Linked DNA regions of Homo sapiens: region 1 is linked to region 2. A link is an interaction called in ENCODE POLR2A ChIA-PET data of the cell type or tissue named here. Cell type or tissue: OCI-LY7. All regions are shown on one strand. Region 1 overlaps TCF3 (transcription factor 3). Region 2 has its middle 17 kb from the start of PLK5.

Region 1 (2,500 bases), 94 kb after region 2:
CAAACAGGCCCTACTTTTGCAGGGCTGGGGGTGTCCATGTCCAACTCCCAAGTCCAGAGGCTTCCCGAGAGCCAGGCCTGGGGGACCCAGCCCAGTGCTGATGTCTGTGACCGGCACCACCTCAGGCTGTTCTGCAGGCTCCCCCGCCCCGCCCCCTGCCCTCCCTGCTCATCCACACCAGAAACTTCTTTCAAATCGCATCCTTCTATTTCGGTGCCTTTGTGTTAATCATTCCCCCCGGGGAGTATTGGTGTTTAATTGCTGTCTGATTTGCATAATTATGCATATTAATCTCCAAGTCTAATGAATATTCATGCGCCTCATTTAGATTTTGTTTTCTAATCAAAAATTTCCAATGTGATTATGAGTGGGGGGCTGGGATGCTGCCTTGGCTGGGTTGGGGGCCAGGCAGGGGGCTCCTGTGGTCTCCAGGAATCCACACGGCATTCGCTGCCAGGTCTGGGCCATCTGCACCCCAAGATCCTGGTCCTGCACGTGGGCCCTGGTGAACAGGGCAGCTGCTGAGGCCAGGGTGGGCTGGCTGTGTAGGGGTGGGCACAGCGCCGGCACCCTCTGGGTCTCAGTTTGCCTCTATACCACCTGCATGTTGTCTGGTCCCCTCCGGCCATAGCCAGTACCCCAGGAGGTGCAGAGACCCCCAACTGAGCAAACGGGAGGCTCCTGGCACCCCAGCCCTCATCCCCTGGAAGGCCTGGTGTGGTGGGGGACCTCCTGGGGCCCCATGCCCAGGGATCGCCCCCGAAGTTCACTCCAACAGGCCTGTGCCAGAGGCACTGCGGCCTCAATCTGCCCTTTGGGGGAACCCTCCCTCACCCAGCCTTGGCCTCCTCCTAGAAATGACAAAAATAAGGACAGCCCCCACATTAATACAGTTATTAAAATCCCCCCCACCGATTAATGATGCATTTTAATAACCCACCATGAATATTCATAATGCATCCATTGCTCCTGTTCTAATTAAAATGTACTAATAGAATAAGACACTGCTGTCAGAGTGTGGTTTTCTGTGATTTCTTTGGTGAAGCACCGCAGAGTTTTACCCGGGAAGGGCACCTTCCTGCCCTGGGCCAGCCTGGCTGCCTCGGGAGAGGCCTGCGAGTGGACGGCGCAGGGGCGCTGGGGAGAGGGCCCCAGGAGCGGCCCACCCCTTGGGCTTCAGTTCCAATTCCAGTCACGGGGTGTGGAAGCCGCCCACCTGCCTGGGCTGCCGTGAGGATAACAATGAAAGATGCTGCTTCAGAGAGGCCATCCGTAGCCAAGGAATGCTCCAGGCTGGTGGTTTCCCAGTCCCGGTCCCTGTTGGGTCCCCTCCTGAGAGGGACCGGGGACTGGTCTTTGCCTGGTGGCTCGTTGGCAAATGGGAGAGGGAGGCTTCAAAAGGCGCTTAGTAAATACCGGGTAGGACTGAGATTGGTCTGCAGCAGGGATCTGCAAACAGTACACAAGGACCAAGTCTGGCCCCTAAGCTGCTTTTTAAATAAAGTTTTATTGGCACACACTATGCCCGTTTGTCCATGTACTATCAACGGCTGCTTTTGCTGCAACAGTAGAGTTGAATCAATTCCAATAGAGACCATCTGTCCTGCACAGCCAACAATATTCACTCCTTGGTCCTTTCCGGAGAAGGCTGGCTGACCTTGATACAGAAAAAGACTGTCCAAGTGCCTTCAGCTGCCTCTGCACAAGAAACCCAATCGACAGACTTCAGTACCAGGAGTGGGGTTACCATGCCGGGCAGGCAAAACTATTGGTGGACACGGGCCCTGAACACAGCCCTGTGTACCGCCCCTGCCAAACCCTCAGGCACACCACCAGGTGGTCTGGCTTCAGATGGGCCTGGGGACTTCATCCTATAGCCCCAGCTCTGCAATGTGCCCCCACTCAGGTGCTCAGGCTAAAGTCCTGGGAGTCCTCCTCACCTTCCCTCCTCCCAAAGAACAGCAGCTTGCCCCATAGCTACAGCAGCGGGTTAAGCCCAGTCCCTGCAGCAGCTTCCTTCCAAGTCTGCTGACATCCTCAGGCAGCCGGATGGAGCCTTTAGAAGCAAAACTTGGCTCTTCTCCCTCCCTCTACCCTCTCTCATGGCTCCCCACCGTCCTCAGGATAAAGACCAAACTCTTTCCTGATCTCACCACTCTCCTCTTCCCCAACACAGGAGGTGACCCCCACCCACACCCCCTGCCTGAGCCCCTTCCCAGCCTGGGACCCCTCTTTGTCTGCAGCACTGCCTGGAACACAGCTGACGCCCCCAAAACACCCACCCTCAACGTCTTCATTTTACTCATAAATAACTGTGCTTCCAAGAACATTTTCCTGGAGGATCAAAATATTCTCCACCTCTGCTGTCCAATACGGGGACCACACTACCAACTGCTGGAAACGTGGCCAGCATTTTTTCAAGCACATTAAAAATTACATTTAAAAATGTGTATATGGCTAATGCCTGCTGTACTGAACAACCCAGTCCCCAAAAGCAAAT
Region 2 (2,500 bases):
TTTTTTTTTTTTTTTTGAGACAGAGTCTCACTCTGTCGCCCAGGCTGGAGTGCAGTGGTGTGATCTCAATTCACTGAAAGCTCTGCCTCCGGGGTTCAAGCAACTCTCCTGCCTCAGCCTCCTGAATAGCTGGGACTACAGGCATGTGCCACCATGCCCAGATAATTTTTGCATTTTCAGTAGAGACGGGATTTCACCATGTTGGCCAGGCTGGCCTTGAACTCCTGACCTCGGGCAATCTGCCCACCTCAGGCTCCCAAAGTGCTGGGATAACAGGCATGAGCCACCGCGCCTGGCCCATTTCTTTTATTTTTATTTATTTATTTTTTTTTTTGAGATGGAGTCTCACTCTCTCGCCCAGGCCGGAGTGCAGTGGCCGGATCTCAGCTCACTGCAGCCTCCGCCTCCTGGGTTCAAGCAATTCTCCTGCCTCGGCCTCCTGAGTAGCTGGGACTACAGGCGTGTGCCACCACACTTGGCTAATTTTTGTATTTTTAGTAGAGACGGGGTTTTACCATGTTGCCCAGGCTGGTCTTGAACTCCTGACCTGAGGCAATCCACCCGCCTAGGCCTCCCAAAATGCTGGGATTACAGGCGGGAGCCACTGCGCTTGGTCTGGATGCCGTTTCTTTGTCACAAAATTGCAACCTTAACAAATCAAACTCAAGTCCCAGGGTCCACCACCACCTGTCCCTGGGCCCCCTCTGTTTCTGGGAAGTGACAGGGTCTCCTCTTTTTTTCCCATCTGTTTCCTATGCTTACTTTCCTGGAGAGAATAACTGACCCATGGCGGCATCCCCGCGTCGCCTCTCGGCCGTGTGCCTGTGTGTGTTGCTGCGTCTGTGGAGATAGAGCCAACTCTGTGCTTTTTATGGAACGGGGGATGAAGCAAAGCCAGCGTTTGTGGATGGGAGAGAAAATACGACCAAAACAGACACTGGGGCCCATGTTGGGAGTAGAGAGGGCTGCAGGCACGCTGGGCTGGGGTGGGGGGAGGAAGCAGGGGGACGGGTCAGGGGAGGTCGTGTGCCTTGGTGTGGCCAGACCTAGGAGGAGGGATCAGTGGGGAGAATTTGGAGATGCCCCCAGGGACCCCAAAGGAATGGAGTGTGGGTGAGAGAGGAACAAAAGCAAGCAGAGAAAACACAGAGCAAGTGCATCACTGCCTTTAAAAACAAAATGAGCCGGCCGGGCGTGGTGGCTCACGCCTGCATTCCCAGCACTTTGGGAGGCTGAAATGGGCTGCTCACCTGAAGTCAGGAGTTTGAGACCAGCCTGGCCAACATGGTGAAACCCCGTCTCTACTAAAAATACAAAAATTAGCCACCTGTGGTGATACACACATGTAGTCCCAGCTACTCGGGAGGCTGAGGCAGGAGAATGGCGTGAACCCGGGAGGTGGAGCTTGCAGTGATTGAGTGATTGGAGATCACGCCATTGCACTCCAGCCTGGGCGACAGAGCGAGTCTCCATCTCAAAAAAAAAAAAAAAAAAAGTTTGTTGTTATTGCAAGACACCAAGTTGTTGTTGTTGTTCTTCTTCTTCTTCTCCTTCTTCTCTTTCTTCTTCTTCTTTTTTTTTTTTTTGAGACAGTTTCTCTCTGTCGCCCAGGCTGGAGTACAGTGGTGCAATCTCAGCTGACTGCAACCTCTGCCTCCCGGGTGCAAGCGATTCTCCTGCCTCCCGAGTAGCTGGGATTACAGGCATGCACCACCATGCCTGGCTAATTTTTGTATTTTTAGTAGAGACGGGGTTTCACCATGTTGGCCAGGCTGGTCTCGAACTCCTCACCTCAGGTGATCTGCCCGACTCTGCCCCTCAAAGCGCTGGGATTACAGGTGTGAGCCACCGCGCTCGGCCTCTTCTCTTTTTTTATAGAGAGAAGGAGTGTCGCTCCGTCACCTAGGCTGGACTCAAACTCCTGGTCTCAAGCAACTCCCCCGTCTCAGCCTCCCAAAGCACTGGGATTACTGTGAGCCACCGTACCTGGCCCAGACACCAAATGTGAAGGTAACTTGTGACCCGGCAATAGCTAACTAATACACAACCCAAAACATGCAAGAAACAGCTTCATTTCTGCCCGGAACATTTGTTTCCAGGGAGAAAAAGACAAAACATCTTCAGAGTGTTTAACTGGGTGTCTTGCAAAATGACCTACCTAGAGTATTTATTTCCATCTGCTTGTGGGCGTCAAGAACAGCAACAATCTGTGCCGTCTCCCACGCCCCGAGCCCACAATGGTGGTTTATTAAAAATAAACCAACCACAGAATATATTAATTTTCTAACCTCCCGGGCCAATTCTTATTTCTAGGTATAAGAACTTCCAGAGATGGCAAAGCACCCACACCGCCCTCGTGCTAAAGTTTCTGGAATCTTCCTTAGACGGGTGAACTGTGTGCTGCCAGAAATAAAATTAATAGCCTCACTTTTTTGGGTGCTTACAAGGGTTGGAACTTCAAGAAATGGTCATGAATTCACTCCAGCCCTGGCTCAAAGAT

What was found. Peaks named below come from ENCODE experiments on the same cell type or tissue, not always from the same donor. Only the 100,000 strongest peaks of a DNase experiment are listed, where the experiment ranks them.
Region 1: POLR2A ChIA-PET joins it to region 2 with 5 read pairs; 4 of 35 experiments call an interaction of 5 or more read pairs at or near these places.

Annotation. Positions count from the first base shown.
Region 1 is chr19:1,633,312-1,635,811 of GRCh38, forward strand. All of the region lies in intron 3 of TCF3 (transcription factor 3), which reads right to left. Among named protein-coding and RNA genes, the nearest start is that of TCF3, 18 kb to the right of the region's middle. In OCI-LY7, no CTCF peak of the experiment used is centred here; a DNase peak (open chromatin) is centred at 1,510; H3K27ac peaks cover 1,374 bases.
Region 2 is chr19:1,539,713-1,542,212 of GRCh38, forward strand. No RefSeq gene overlaps it. Among named protein-coding and RNA genes, the nearest start is that of PLK5, 17 kb to the left of the region's middle. In OCI-LY7, no CTCF peak of the experiment used is centred here; no DNase peak of the experiment used is centred here.